Regions from separate parts of the Homo sapiens genome. Here region 2 is linked to region 1. A link is an interaction called in ENCODE POLR2A ChIA-PET data of the cell type or tissue named here. Cell type or tissue: B cell. All regions are shown on one strand. Each heading gives the region's core, and the rest is flanking DNA. Links, peaks and the distances in the headings are about the cores only.

Region 1 (8,087 bases), core at 2,657-6,656:
TTATTTATTTGTGTATGTATTTCTTGGTTACCCTTCTTCAGAATGCAGGCTCTTTGCCCTATTTGCTCCTGGGTTCCCAGTGCCTAGAAGAGTGTTCAGGCAGTATTGTTGGATGAATATTTGAACCAGTTTTGGTCAGTCTGGAAATGCTCTGGATACTTAGTTGGAATCGCCATCTCCAGTGAGTTGGGTTTTGCATTTATTTACAGGTGTAGGCCCTGCTTCCGTGATGGTTGGGAATCTGGTTGCTGGAAAACGTATAGCACAAGCTGCTGGAAGGGATCTGGGACAAATAGAAGAGAATGATTTGGTGAGGAAGGTAAGTGTTCCTGAAGTGTTACCTTCTTACAGTCAAGTCAAGGACAGAACTTACTGCAGGTAGCAGCTGGGGGATGCATTATATGACTTGTTATAAGTTGCTGACCCTGAGTCCTTTTTCTGGTTTATGACTTCAGCACCAGTTTCTGGCAGAGATCCTACAGTGGCGAGCCCAGGCGACTCCTGACCATGTACTCTTCATGCTGTTAAATGCCAAGGTATTAAAAATTCAATGGTATATCTAATCAGCTGACTACTATAGGACCATCTTAGGCACTCTTGATCTCTTTCTTTCATCAGAAAATTTCTGTTGCCATCTCTGAAGAAGGAGTTAATGGCTTTCTCCTTGCTTTGGCATATGAGGGTAAACTGTGCAATCACTTTAAGATTGGACTGAGACCTCCTGGAGTGCTATGTAATACTTTCTTTTCTTATGGTACAATCACGTCTTCTTTATTCAGTTCTGATAGGAGAAATGGAGCCAACAATGCAATTACATAGATACACAGATGTTCACAATGTGTTATGTCATACAGTTTTTTTACCCAGTGGGACTTTTAATTATTTGATTTCTGCCAGGAAGAAAATGACCTTAGACCAGCATTTTAAAAACCCTAAGTTATTTCTGGTACATAGTTAAATGATTTATTGCTAACAGATAAAAAGCAAATTGAAAATTACTCAAAGAGCACATTTAACTACTGGTTTCTGATGGATGGTTCGTTATAATACTGTATTTTAGGACTGGGCACAGTGGCTCACACCTGTAATCCCAACACTTTGGGAGGCCAAGGCGGGTGGATCACTTGAGGTCAGGAGTTCAAGACTAGCCTGACCAACATGTGAAACGCTGTCTCTACTAAAAATATAAAAATCAGCTGGGCGTGGTGGCGGGCACCTGTAATCCCAGCTACTCGGGAGGCCGAGGCAGGAGAATCGCTTGAATCCGGGAGGCGGAGGTTGCAGTGAGCCGAAAATGCGCCATTGCACTCCAGCCTGGGTGACAGAGCAAGACCCTGTCTCAAAAATAAAAAAAGAAAAAATATATATATTATATTAAATATAATAATATATATTACATTATAATATATAAATATATATAAAGAAAAAAATATATATATGTATTTTTTTGAGATGGAGTCTTGCTCTGTCACCTGGGCTGGAGTGCAGTGGTGCCATCTCAGCTCAGTGCAACCTCTGCCTCCTGGGTTCAAGCGATTCTCCTGCCTCAGCGTCCCGAGTAGCTGGGATTACAGGTGCCCACCACCAGGCCCAGCTGATTTTTATATTTTTATTAGAGACGGGCTTTCACATGTTGGTCAGGCTGGTCTCGAACTCCTGACCTCAGGATCCACCTGCCTTGGCCTCCCAAAGTGCTAGGATTATAGGCTTGAGGCACTGTGCCCGGCCTATATATTGTATTTTAAAGTTATGCATTCTGTGGGAGTCAGCTGAATTTTTGTGTTGATGTCTGAGTCACAGGCTCAAAGTCTGTGACCATGTGGATAGTAGTATTTCTCCCCAGCAGGGGAAGACTGGAAGTGCCTATTGGATCTCTTAGGGGACTTATCCAAAGTATACCCATCTCCTCCATCCCCCTGGAATCTGATTTTTTTTTTTTTTGAGAATTTATGCAATAATAGAACTTAATGAGAGGAATATGTTGTGCATCTTATTGAAAAGTCGTTAAAAATCTTAAGAACCATTACTTTTATGACAGAAAATTTGGGGACTTTCTTGTTCCACCTCTGCATGAAGTGAGCTTCTTTTCAAGCCCACAGATTCATTAGGGTTCTCATATTTCATTTAAAAATGTCAGCCAGGCACGGTGGCTCATGCCTATAATCCCAGCTTCTTGAAAGGATGAGGAAGGAGGATGGCTTGAACCCAGGAGTTTGAGGCTGCAAGCTGCAGTGAGCTGTGATTACATCACTGCACTGCAGCTTGGGCAACAGCAAGACCATGTCAGAACAAAAAAAGAAAGAAAAAGCGTCCCATACATGTCTTTTTGTTTGATTTTATTTTATTATTATTTTTTCTTTTTTGAGACAGAATCTCGCTCTGTCGCCCAGGCATTGGCTCAAGTGATCCTTCCACTTCTGCCCCTTGAGTAGCTGGGACTACAGGCATGTGCCACCACCACACCTGACTGATTTCTTTTTTGTATTTTTAGTGGAGAGGAGATCTTGCTGTGTTGCCCAGGCTTGTCTTGAACTCCTGGGCTCAAGCAGTGCTCCCACCTCATCCTCCCAAAGTGCTAGCGTTACAGGTTTGAGCCACCCTGTCCAGCCCCACACGTCTTTGATGCTAAGGGAATTTTCACTAGAATTGATAACTTGCTAAGGATAATCTACAAAAGCACAAGCCTTTCAGGTATGATGTTGAATTGGCTGTGCTTATTACTGTTTATTTCCTTTCTGAGCTTTGACCCGCTTATCCTTTCTGTTGTTTAAAGGGAACCACTGTATGCACAGCCAGCTGCCTTCAGCTTCATAAGCGAGCAGAGAGGATTGCATCTGTTCTTGGTGATAAGGGACATCTAAATGCAGGAGATAATGTGGTGTTGCTCTATCCACCTGGTAAGCATTGGATTGGCAGACTAGAGTTTAAGCTCCAATACTAGACTGACTACAAATTATAAAAGGATAGGCACTCAGAGCTACTCTCTATGACTTGCAAGCAGTGTACTTCCCAACACTTAGAAGACCATGCACACAGGCCAAAGTGGGAACCAATCCTCACCCCCCAAGTTGTGCAGTACAGTGGCTCTCCTGGGACCATGTCTGTTTTTGTACCTTTAGATTTCTATTAGTGCCTGGCACATAAAAGGCACTCAGTAAATAATGAATGAATGAAGTCTTCAGCTACTTGGCTTTTGGAAACCTTCAAAACAGATGCTTTGTTTCTATGAATGTTCAGGAATGGGGCAATTTCACCCAGTCCCCAAAGAAATGTTGTGCGTGAATTCTGTGAACATTTTTCGTATTATGATTGATGTTACTCAGGAGGAATAACTGCAGAAACCAGGAACGGTTAACTAGGAAAATAAAAGAATGGAGAAAGGAGAGGTGAGGAAGCCCTGAGCTTTTTAAAAATATTTAGAAAGCTGATGTATAAAAAGCCATCAGACTTCTTAGATGTTGTTGAAGGGGTGTGAGTTTTGAAGGGGTGTGAGTTTTCATATTACGATTTAGTCTTCTTCTGTTGTTGCTACTTTCATGTTCTGATTTAATTCAACAACCTCATCTTCATAGTAAGAGGGGTTCAGAATTATTTGGTGACAATTTGGTGTAAAGATTCAAAATTCTGGGTGAAATATTGGAGTTTTCCCTTCATTATTTCTGTCACCTAATCCACTCATACATCCAGCTTTCTTTGGCCTGTTATCCCCCCACACTTCATATTGTTCTGTGATTTTTTTTTGTTTGTTTGTTTGTTTATTTTATTTTATTTTATTTTATTTTATTTTATTTTATTTTATTTTTGAGACGGAGCCTTGCTCTGCCACCCACTGCAACCTCCGCCTCCCTGGTTCCAGTGATTCTCCTGCCTCAGCCTCCTGGGTAGCTGGGATCACAGGCACACGCCACCACGCCCAGCTAATTTTTGTATTTTTAGTAGAGATGGGGTTTCACCATGTTGGCCAGGCTCGTCTCAAACTCCTGACCTCAGGTGATCCACCTGCCCCAACCTTCCAAAGTGCTGGGATTACAGGTGTGTGCCACCATGCCTGGCTCATTATGTGATTCTCATGTGCTGCCTTATTTACCTAGATACTGAGATTTCGTAGAAGATCATGTGATAAAGCAGTCCCCACCATTACATGCCCAGGAGATGGCCTTGCACCTGTCAGTCGGTGAGAGGCCACGGGGAAGGACCTGAGCTCTTCCTGACGAGGCCTCTGCCCAGAGTCTTCCTCAGACTGAGTCACACTTTGCTCCCTAAAACTCATACCCCTTCAACAACATCTAAGAAGTCTGATGGCTCTTTTTAGAGCAGCCTTCTAAATATTTTTAAGAAGCTCAGGGCTTCCTCACCTCTCCTTTCTCCATTCTTTTATTTTCCTAGTTAACCATTCCTGGTTTCTGCAGTTATTCCTCCTGAGTAATATCAAGCAATAATATCAATATACCTTCTTCAGAAATATTTCAGGAGTTTACTGCTGATTTCCTTCCTTTTTTGTTAATTGTTTTCTCTATATTTTCTAAAGTTTTATATGCTTCCTTCTTTCACTTTCAATATCTTCTGCTAGGGTCTTTGTTAAATTATGGTCTACAGAACCTGTCTGGCACATGATTTAATTGTTTTGGAAAATTTGCCTTTTAGTTTCTCAGTGCTCTTAGGCAGTTCAGTGACTCTCCTGACAGGGTCCTTTGTCTTGCAGGCATTGAGTTAATCGCCGCCTTCTATGGCTGCCTGTATGCGGGCTGTATACCTGTGACCGTCAGACCTCCACATGCTCAGAACCTCACGGCCACGCTGCCCACTGTCCGAATGATTGTTGATGTAAGTACCAGCTGTATCTTGCCTTGTCCTCATCTCCTAAAATCCAGATTCAGACAACTAAGGATCCTTACTAATTTTCCAATTTTGTTAAGTCAGGAATTCAAATTTGTCTTCTGGAGACTACCTCCTTTTTGTTAATCCAGCCAAAGCAGTCATCATTATTCAGTGAAGGAACTGGGGGAAAGTGGTTATTGGTGAGATACAGAATTGTGTGCAGTTATCATGAACATTAAAGAGGTGAAGCAGCCATTAGTATTTCTACAACAAAAACACAAAAGGTAGCCAGGCATTGTGGCACTTGCCTGTAGTTCCAGCGACTCAGGAGGCTGAGGTGGGAGGATCCCTTGAGTCTGGGAGGTGGAGGTTAGAAGTGAGCTGAGATTATGCCACTGCACTCCAGCCTGAGCAGACCCTGTCGCCAAAAGAAAAAAAAAAAGTGTTTCCCCCTCCCTTCTGTCTAAAACGTGCTGTCTGATATTTTTCCTGCAAAATTATCTAGGCGATTTTAAATGCCAAACTGAATTATCCCCAGTGTCAAGTCACTTCTATTTTAGTTACTTTTGTGAATTTACTTGGTATAGCATTAAAAGGTGTCCAGAACTTGCTCTGGAGATGATAGAAGTTTTTATAGGATATGAGAGTTAAAGAAAATAAGATAAGTGTGTATTGCATGAGATCCTAGTGTTTACAGCAAGGGGAAGCCTTGGCCAGTGCTGACAGATTACAAAATTCCAGTTCATGTAGCATTTGCTTCTCTGAGAACTGCTGCTCTGTCAGCAAAAATGGAGCCCACAGTATAAAAGCCATGATCACCATAGATGATTTTATTACAAAGTGTAATTCAGCAAAATGCCCTTGTTATATTCTACAAAGTGGGCCAGAAAAGCAGGGAGGGGAGTTGCTGTTGATGCAGTTCGTGGGCAAAGTAGGTCATAGGTCACTTTGCATTTCTGTGTATAGCTGGGCAAGAGAACCTAGTTTCTGTGAGAGCTTATATCAGCATCAGGGTTCCTTAGGTTCAGTGTATGGGCTAGGTGTAGTAAGTCTCATCATTCACTAGAGACTGGGGCAGTCTCCTTCAAACATGGTTATCCGATTCTTCTCATTTCCTGAGCACTACAAAACCCACATCTTTATTTAATTGTGGTCTTCATGAAATCTTGGGATTGTGGGATCTATACTGAGATTATAACTGAAATACTTTGAGAATCACTGTTATAAATGATACAGTGTATTGTGAACAGGTCCATCATTCTGAGAGAATTAAATGTCACACATTTCCAGAAGGAAACATGCAAGGGAGTAACACTGACCTCGTCTGTCTCACATGTGTTCTTTGAAACTGTCCTGTCCAGTGTGGTACATGAGTGGCTTTTAGCAGCAGCCAGGGCCTGTGGTGCCATGTTGGGGCTGAGCCTCCTGATGCTTATTGCTGTCCATTTGTTTTCTAGGTCAGCAAAGCAGCCTGTATTCTCACCAGTCAGACCCTAATGAGGCTACTGAGGTCCCGAGAGGCAGCAGCAGCTGTGGATGTGAAAACCTGGCCAACCATCATTGACACAGGTGAAAGGGAGACTTCTTCTGAGGGTGGAGGGACTGAGAGCTCACAATACCTGAGATCTCCTCCATTCTCATGCCAGACGTGTTTACCCTGCCTTTATGTCTTCTGCCTGCTAAGACAGAGGCAAAACCTAGGATCAGTAAGCTTGTGCAGGACTAGACACTGACAGCAGATGCAAAGAGCCAGATCACAGTCTGCTAAGAGCTCTCCAAACAAAATTGTTTTGCTGTTACTCTTGGCATCATAAAAAGGTGGTTAGGTTTTTATGCTACATGTGACTATGTACATGTAGGGCCAAGTAAAATATTGAGACAATCTGATCCTTTCGTTCGAGATGTGATATTGTTGAAACAATACTGGACTAGGAGTCAGGTGATTTGGGTTCTGGCTCAAGCTTCATTACCTACTGCTTGTGTAATCTTGACTGAAATTACCCTTTCCTAAGCTACTGCCTACCCCTGCCTGACTTGAATATTTATTGAGAAGATGAAATGCAGTATAATATGAAAATGCTATACTTCGAAAGCCATAAAGTGCAGAATTTTTAGATAGTATTCGTATTAAAGAAGGGGATAAGATAAGGGAATAGCTGAAAAAGCTGTGGTATAGGAAGAGTGTGGGTGTTGGAGTCAGGCAGGTAGGGTTTAAGTCCTGCTGTATCTGCTACTCTCTGAGTATCCGTACTAACCTGTCTATAAAGTGGGAGTTGTAAAGATTAAATGATGTAACACAAAGCTTCTAGCATGTAATCATAATGATAACATCTAATCTTCATTGAGCCCTTATGATATGTCAGTCATTTAATGTGTTATATAATTTTATCCTTACAATAACCCTGTAAGTTGCTATTTTTATCCTCATTTTGCAGATTAGAAAACTGAGGGAAGTTAAATAAGCAGCAGAACTGAAATTCAAATCCAGCCAGTTTGGCTCCATTCCCAGCCTCTTAACCATTAATGTCCTCCCTACCCTTTTTTTTTTTTTTTAACTCTGGATTCAAATGCAGGAATGACATGTATTTGTGGTTATTGTGTACCAGATGCTGAACTGGGTTTTTTAAATATTTGTTACTGAAGGATAGAAGCACAGTTATATACAATATTTATCACAAATGGATTGTGTTGGTGTTAATGATGCTGGTAGGTCTATGGTTAATGGGCTCAATCACAACAGGAAGGTTTCTTTAGGCACTTGAGTGGTCATAGGAGTGACCCTTCCCTGCACAAAGGGAGGTCAAAGGTGTTAGTCTTTCATTTGACCAGAAATGGGTGCCCCATGTTATGGTGATTTAAAACTCAGAGTCAGACATCCTTCTTGATCCAGAAAGCCAAAGGAGCCATTGAAGAGGTATGGCTGGAGCCAGAGGAAATCTTTGACATCCCTGGTTTTGGCATACTTATAAAGCACATGGGGGGAAGCAGAGGAGGTATCATAAATGAGTGAAAGCAGCGAATTCCCAGTTCTTGGCTACCATTCTCTTTTGGAGACGGGGCCCTCACTCTGTCATCCAGGCTGGAGTGCAGTGGCGCGATCTCGGCTCACTGCAACCTCCACCTCCTGGGTTCAAGGGATTCTCCTGCCTCAGCCTCCCGAGTAGCTGGGATTACAGGCATGAACCACCATGCCTGGCTAATTTTTGTATTTTTAGTAGAGACAGGGTTTTGCCATGTTGGCCAGGCTGGTCTCGAACCCCAGTCCTCAA
Region 2 (8,087 bases), core at 1,879-5,878, 210 kb after region 1:
GAGGAAGTTCCTCAGGAAGAAAAGAACTTGGAGATAGGGTTTAGGGAAAATCATACAATCCTGTCTTGGCTCAATATCAGAGTAGTAAATAAAAAAGGACTGATTCTTATACCCAAATGCTGGGTTCTTATATGCTAAGACTGGGCACCAACTGGCACATTAGTAGATGTTTTGCTTACAGTGTTACTAATCTCCCAACACCGCTGCAAGGCAGGTAATTATTATCTCAGTTTTCCAGTGCCAAAAATCAATTGAACTCTTAAAGTTATCACATTCGTGATAGTCTTCCTTAGCTCCTGCCAAGCACCCACTCTCTGCTGGATATAACAAGGGAACTTTATTACATTTTCATTTAACCCTGTCAACAGTCCTCTAAAGTACATATCTTCATGTTAGGACAAAGAAACAGACTCAGAGAGATTAAGGAATTTGCCCAAAGTTACACAGCTAGTAGACATGGCTCTCTTTAATGCAAATGCAAATATTCCTTTTTTTTGAAACAGAGTCTTGCTCTGTCGCCCAGGCTGGTGTACAGTGGCATGATCTTGGCTAACTGCAGCCTCCACCTCCCAGGTTCAGTGACTCTCCTTGCCTCAGCCTCCCGAGTAGCTGGGTTTACAGGCACATGCTACCACGCCTGGCTAACTTTTATATTTTTAGTAGGGATGGGGTTTCACCATGTTGGCCGGGCTGGTGTCCAACTTCTGGCCTCAAGTGATCCACCCACCTTGGCCTCCCAAAGTGGTGGGATTACAGGTGTGAGCCACCGCGCCCAGCCAAATGCAAATGCAAATATTCTTACCACTGTACCACAGTGCTTGTTATTGGGGTTTTCATCTTTCTGATTTCAACATTGCTATCACTCTTGCTGGCTCTTCTTCCTCTACCCATCTCCTACCACTGGGGTTCCTTTCTTGGTGACACAGGATTTTTGCTCCTTAGCTCAGCTAGGTCCAGGTTCTTGTCTCACATTCAGGAAGAAATAGGCACGTGAACATGGAAGAGTGAGTGGAGTAGAATTTATCAAGCGAAACAGAAAGCTCTCAGCAAAAAGAGGGGTCCTGAAAACAGGTTGCTGGTTGCCCCCTTCGCAACTGAAAAGCTGATGGAGCTGGATTCCCTGTTTGTAAAGGCATGAATTCCTGGTGGCTCCACCCCATTCCCCCAGCGTGCATGTGGGGCCTTAGTGGGCTGCAGGCATGTTTAGGCAAGCCCCTGTGCAAGTTCCCTTATCTGCACAAAACATCTCATGTAACCATTTGTGGGACTGGTCAGAAGTTCTTCCGGGACCCTTCCCTACTGTCTGCCTAAAGCAAGCTGGCTAACTCCTTTCATTGGTTCATTTCACTTATATACACTCCCCAGCAATCTCATATACCTCCACAGTTCTCAAATACCACATATATACAGATGTTTCCAAATCTAAACATCTATCCCAGGTCTCTCTTCTGACCCCAAACCTTCATATCCAGCCGTCTACTCAACAGTCTCCTGGATTGCTCAGAGGCACCTCTTAACATATGTAAACCAGAGGGCAACACTGACCTCCCCAAACCTGCCTCTCCTCCTTTATGCTGCCCTATCCTATGAAGATTTTTTTTAAAATCAGGGCCGGGCACGGTAGCTCACGCCTGTAATCCCAGCACTTTGGGAGGCCTAGACAGGAGGATCACTTGAGCTCAGGAGTTCGAGACCAGCCTGGGCAATGCGGCGAAACTCTGTCTCTATAAAAAAAAAAATTAGCTGGGTGTAGTGGTGTGCACCTGTTGTCCCAGCTACTTGGGGGGCTGAGGCAGTAGGATTGCTTGAGCCCAGGAGGCAGAGGTTGCAGTGAGCTGAGACTGTGCCACTGCATTCCATCCTGGGTGACAGAGCCAGGCCCTGTCTCAAGAAATAATAAATGAATAAATAAATCAGGAAATTCCAATTTTTCTATTCGTAACATAGGTCTTACACTGACCCATATAATTTGGGGAAACTCCATCACTAAACTGAATTCTCTCTCTAAACTCTGCCTGAGGAGCCAAGACTAGGATAACTAGAGGAGGCCAAGAAGAGTGGTGCAGTTACCACAATTTTGTGAGGTGACTGTCTGGTCCCTTGCTCCTTACTCCCCTCAGAGGTAGATATGTAGAAAACTTCTGAAGATGTCCCCACACATAACATGTAATAACATCTATTGTGCCTGTACTTGATCAACATTTATAAAACTCCTCAATGAAAGCAGCAGTTGCTAATTCCTACAAAGAGTAATTTACATTTAGCATCCACTGACTGAATAAAATACCTAATGACAAAATGTTACCTTGAATTCAGTAATGATTTTAGATGAATCAGAATTTTCATTAATCATATCACGTACATATTTGTGAAAATGGCACAAAAATTTAAAACATGGTTATTCAGTCTCAAGGGTGTGCTTAGTGTGGAGTGACCCTCCTGCTCAGAACTCTACGGTTCTCTCACAGGTTTGCAAGGCAGTGCCAGAGAACAATTTTCAAAAAATAAATTAAAAAAGCAGAAATGAAAAAATCCTTGAAATGTTTTTTTTTTTCTTTCTTTCTCAGGGAGGGGCTTTCTATTTCATGGAGCATGTGGCAGCTGAGTGTTCGACTTGGAATTACTTCTGGCAACAAGTCCTGGATCCTGCCTGGCACCTTCTGTTTGATGGGTGCAACCTGACCAGAGAGAGCTGGAAGGCCCTGGAGCGGGCCAGCTTCTCTAAGCTGAAGCTGCAGCACATCCAGGCCCCACTGTCCTGGGAGTTGGTGCGCCCTCATATCTATGGATATGCTGTGAAATAGTGTGAGCTGGCAGTTAAGAGCTGAATGGCTCAAAGAATTTAAAGCTTCAGTTTTACATTTAAAATGCTAAGTGGGAGAAGAGAAACCTTTTTTTTGGGGGGCGGTTTTTTTGGTTTGTTGTTGGTTTTTTTTTTTTTTTTGGCGGGAAGAAAGAGTTTTGCTCTTGTTGCCCAGGCTGGAGTGCAATGACGTGATCTCCGCTCACTGCAACCTCCACCTCGCGGGTTTAAGCGATTCTTCTGCCTCAGCCTCCCTAGTAGCTGGGATTACAGGTGCCCACCACCATGCCCAGCTAATTTGTATTTTTAGTTGAGACAGGGTTTCACTACGTTGGCCAGGCTGGTCTTGAACTCCTGATCTCAGGCAATCCACCCACCTCAGCCTCCCAAAGTGCTGGGATGACAGGCGTGAGCAACCGCACCCAGCTTAAGGTTTTTTTGTTTTGTTTTGAGACGGAGTTTTCGCTCTTGTTGCCCAGGCTGGAGTGCAATGCTGTGATCTCAGCTTACCACAACCTCCACCTCCCGGGTTCAAGTGATTCACCTGCCTCAGCCTCCTGAGTAGCTGGTATTACAGGCATGCGTCACCACGCCGGCTAATTTTGTACTTTTAGTAGAGATGGTGTTTCCCCACGTTGGTCAGTCTGGTCTCAAATTCCTGACCTCAGGTGATCTGCCTGCCTCGGCCTCCCAAAGTGCTGTGATTACAGACGTCAGCCACCATGCCTGGCCTGAAACCTTTTTTAGGTAAAGTTGAATTCCATCCTTAAAAGTTTCTGTTATATCCTATTTAGCCATTTTCTATTGTCTCCCAAAGAATTCACATCAAAAAAACAGCTTTGAACTCCCCCTTCAAAGGAAACAGTCGACTTTCATAATTAGCATCTACCATTATCCCCAAATCTTATTTTATTCATTGACTTGAAATTTTTTCCAATTGCTTTTTTTTTTTTTTTTTTAAGGTTAAGAGCAGAGGTTTACTAGGCCAAAGAAAGAGAATAGCTCTCTGTTGCAGAGAGGGGTCCTGGAGAAATGGGTTACCCCAGTTGTCTTATTTAAATGGTTACCCATCAGATTTTAATTTTATCTTCTCTTTGAGAGCTTGGTAATAAGAAGCACTTAAATCACTCCAAAGAAGACTTTAAAAAGGGAGCAGTGAAAAGGTCTTAATAATTTATTGATTGAATTAAGAAATACTAGCTAATTAAGAATCTGAGTCTAAACAGCACAGATTTTTTCTTTCTGCTTTTAAATTGTGTTTTAAAAAAAGAGACAGGGGGCTGGGCGTGGTGGCTCACGCCTGTAATCCTAGCACTTTGGGAGGCCGAGGCGGGTGGATCACGAGGTAGGAGTTAAAGACCAGCCTGGCCAACATGGCAAAACCCTACTAAAGATACAAAAAAAAAAAAAAATTAGCCAGGCGTGGTGGTGGGTGCCTGTAATCCCAGGTACTTGGAAGGCTGAGGCAGGAGAATCTCTTGAACCCAGAAGGCGAAGGTTGCAGTGAACCGAGATCATGCCATTGTACTCTAGCCTGGGTGACAAGAGCAAGACTCCGTCTCAAAAAAAAAAAAAAAAAAAAAAAGAAGTAGAGACAGGGAGACAGGGTCTCACTGTGTTGCCTAGGCCGGTCTTGAACTCCTGGGCTCAAGTGATTCTCCCACCTTGACCTCCTAAATTGTTGGGATTACAGGTGTGAGACAGTGCACCTGGCCGAAATAGCTCAAGTTTCTGAAAAACAAATCTGAATCTATTTGTTATTCTTAGCGTCACTGGTCTGGCTTTCAGAATTAACATACAAGGTTGCCACACCTAGTTCTGCCCAGCTTTATGTCTTTTATTCCAGTATTCCACCAAAGTTTGTTTTCCTGCATTCCAGTTCTCAAGTCTTAAGATAAAGATTGTACTTGACAGTTTAGTATATCCATAAAACTATTTGAGGTGGTTAAGGTTCTTGGGTTCATTTTCCTTAATACTTTGCTGAATATTGTAGATTGTAGGCAATGAAAAAGTCTACTAAATTAGGAAAACCTTGAATAATTAGGTATCCTAGGTAAGAGCCCCTAAACATCAAGCAATCTGTGAGTCTGTAAAGAAATAAATATTTTTTGGATTATTCTTATCTAATTCCACCCCTGTTGGAAGATGATTTCTTTGTTCTTTGCAACTATGGAAGCTGTGAAAATCATCACAAGTGCCTCTGAAAGCGAGTGTTAGGTTGGTTAGAGGGTTTAATATTTTCTGCAATGGTTTGTAGGAATTTTAATAAATGTAGTATATTTTCTGAGATGATTTTGTAAAAGTACTATTTTAAATATCAAATCAACCAATAAATTCACATTTGTGTTAGGAACAGAAATATGGTTTATATCTTTGCTGGCTTGGTTTCCTTTTTCTTAATGTCTCTGGGAGGCTTATTCCTTCATTGTGGAAATTTTAGCTATTTAAACATGTAAATTTTTCTTTCTACAGCCAGGTAACTATAAACACAGCCAATAGATTTTACACAAAGCAATCCTAGAAGTATCAGAATGGGTTTTGAAAAGTTCAAGTCCATCATGTGATCATGTTTGGCTACTTTAAAAAAGCAAAAAAGTTCAAGTCTAACGATCCCATTTGTGAAATCCACAGAGCAGAAAGAAAGGAAGCTTTTACTATTTTAACTATCTCTTGAACGTGAAAAGTTATTGATGCAGTGAGGTCGAATGCACACCTACTGCTTCCTAAGCTCTGGAACATGAATCTCCTTCCTCTGTCATCTCCCCAGAATTGGAACCTCCTTAATCCAACCATCTCACTATTGGTCAGTCTAGTGATTGAGAAATAGGAAAAGCCACAGGTTGAAATGATGAAATGTCATTACACTGAAAGATAATACCAAAGTACAAAGTCCTAGGCACAGTCTTGTCAATTCCCTCTTGTCTAAGTGGTGTGGCAAATATTATTGTCACTTTTCAGAGAAAACTGAGGTGTAGAGAAATAAATAAATGAAGTTTTTTACAGTCATTCCACAAGTTACTGAGCAAGTCTTAGAAGCCCTGACTCCCCAAACCACAAAATCTCCTTTGATAATCATTGCTGCCATAACACCTTCTTTTACTGCTTTCCTCCTTGAATCCAGAGAACACATATTTATAATCATTTTAAGAGCCTGAGGAAATGACTTCAGCCTGTGCAAAAGGGAGAAAGAAAAAAAGGCAAAACATGTCCAATGTCTTTTAGGTCCTATATTGGTTAGGAATCCTTTGATTCCAAGTGACAGAATCCCAATCCAAACAGACTTAAGCAGAAAAAGGACTATCAACTCAAATTAGTGAAAATCATACAGGCAGAAAGCCTCAGGCACAGCCTGAACAGGGCTCAGATAATGTTATCAGGAGCCAGACAATCTCTAGGGTCATGTCTGTCCTCCCCTCTGCTCTATTAGGTAGCAAGTTGGTAGAAATGGCTCTGACCTTCATGCTTCCAGGGCACAAGCCCAGTTAGAAAGAGCAAGCCTACTTTTTGTGGCCATACCAGACCAATCTGATTTAACCTTTATGTAACAAAGTTGTGAGTTGTTTTTCAGTTGCCAATGGACCCTCAGGTCATGTGCCCTGAGCACACCCAGATGAACCAAGCCTGCAACCACAGGGGGAACCTAAGCTAAGTGCTCAGTCCAAGGATGGGGACTGAATTAAGAAGCAGACACATGGGAGGATCCATGACCGATCAGATCAAGCTGTGGTATCACCCCATGGCAGGATCCAGTCAGATCATGCCTCCCGGCATCACCTCATTGCAAGATCCAATCAGATCATGCCTCATTACCCTATACTTACAAAACCTGACCAAGCCCCCAGCTCTGGGAGATACTGCTCTGGGAGATACAGCCCTGGCATTCTCCTTACTTGTTGCAAGTAATAAAATCCCCTTGCTAAATGCTCCTTGGTTGTGGTCATTGGGTTGAATTTGCAATGGATGCTAGGAAGGCACATAACAAATATACATTATAAACCCATTGCTGGATTTCACCGGATTTGGATCAGACCCTGTCTGTCTTCCTATGGGAGATCATATAGTACAATGCTTAGAACACTGGATTTTCAGTGGGATAACTGCTTGCAACAAAGAAAGTAAAAGACAAATTGAAACACTGGCTTTGGCATCAAAGTGACATGGTCAAGTCCTGGTTGTGTCATTGGTTGAGTCTGTGACCTTGAGCAAGTTATCTGTTTTTTCATCTGTAAATGGGGGTATCTACCTAAAAGGTTATGCTGAGGAGTAAATGAAGCAATGCACTTGGCACTTAATATAGGTTGACTTCATTCAACAGATATTTATTGAGTGTCTACTGTGTGCTCTGCTCTTAGTGCCTGGCTTAGAGCCCTGAATAACTAGACATATCCCTGCCTGCGTGGAGCATACAATGATGATAAATGTTTTCTATAGATGAGGAAGAAGCTCAGGGTGCCCAGCGAATGTAATCTGACCTATCCAAGAGGAGAAGCTCTGAGGCTTTCTTGAGGAAGTAACATCTGAGCTGAATTCCAAAGAATGAAAAAAGAATATTTCAGTCAACTAGAATAGCTCGTGCCACAGCCAAGTGAAAGGAGGAAACACACTATATTCAAGGAAATGAAAGAAACCAGACAGGGCTGGGCACCAGAGCCTCAAGGGCAGATTCTAGGATGGTTACTATTTCCATCAGTTTCTTCCTAAATCTTGTTAAGACCCTGGGACAATGAGCCAAATGCTTATTTTAATGGCTGACACACACACACACACACAAAGGTACATTAAAATGTCTTATATTCTGAAACATTTTTTATTCCCAAGTGTTCTAATATTCAAATTGTTTCATCTGAATTCCTACATAGTTCAAACTTGAATAGAAAGTAAAGCAGACATTGCCTAATAGTTCCTTTTGTACTCTTGATCGTACCATAAGCCTTCCCCTTTCGTCTTGGTTTAGAAAACACAGAACTTAACATAACTGAAATTCTTGTTTATCTGTTAAAGTAATTAAAAGTCTGATGAATCATAGCAAACCAGTACCAACAAAAGCAAAAAGGCAAACTGTTCAGTATCACTTTAACTCTCTCAATATTTAAAACCAGAAGCATTAGGCTACATTAAAAAATAAAAAGAATTCCCTGTTGAACTGTGGAGCCACTGGTTAATCCCAGTGCCAGAGAAACGGAGCAGAGGTCACCTGAACAAAGGGCAAAGTAAATAATGAACCAGCAATGTGCAAGGTATTATTTTGTTTCTAAAGGAAACCATCTTGGGAACCTGCAGAGAA

Evidence for each region. ChIA-PET counts read pairs that join two places held together with the same protein. Peaks named below come from ENCODE experiments on the same cell type or tissue, not always from the same donor. Only the 100,000 strongest peaks of a DNase experiment are listed, where the experiment ranks them.
Region 2: POLR2A ChIA-PET joins it to region 1 with 5 read pairs; 4 of 35 experiments call an interaction of 5 or more read pairs at or near these places.

What each region holds. Positions count from the first base shown.
Region 1 is chr12:50,718,500-50,726,586 of GRCh38, forward strand. It overlaps DIP2B (disco interacting protein 2 homolog B), which reads left to right. Exons shown (of 38, transcript NM_173602.3): 24 at 210-319; 25 at 456-536; 26 at 2,774-2,897; 27 at 4,703-4,824; 28 at 6,276-6,387. Among named protein-coding and RNA genes, the nearest start is that of ATF1, 42 kb to the right of the region's middle. In B cell, for the core only: no CTCF peak of the experiment used is centred there; no DNase peak of the experiment used is centred there; H3K27ac peaks cover 747 bases.
Region 2 is chr12:50,927,347-50,935,433 of GRCh38, forward strand. It overlaps TMT1A (thiol methyltransferase 1A), which reads left to right. Exons shown (of 2, transcript NM_014033.4): 2 at 2,568-5,162. The coding sequence ends at 2,804. It also overlaps a transcript of HIGD1C not described here. Among named protein-coding and RNA genes, the nearest start is that of TMT1A, 6.4 kb to the left of the region's middle. RefSeq lists an enhancer at 6,480-6,774. In B cell, for the core only: no CTCF peak of the experiment used is centred there; no DNase peak of the experiment used is centred there; H3K4me3 peaks cover 194 bases; H3K27ac peaks cover 1,873 bases.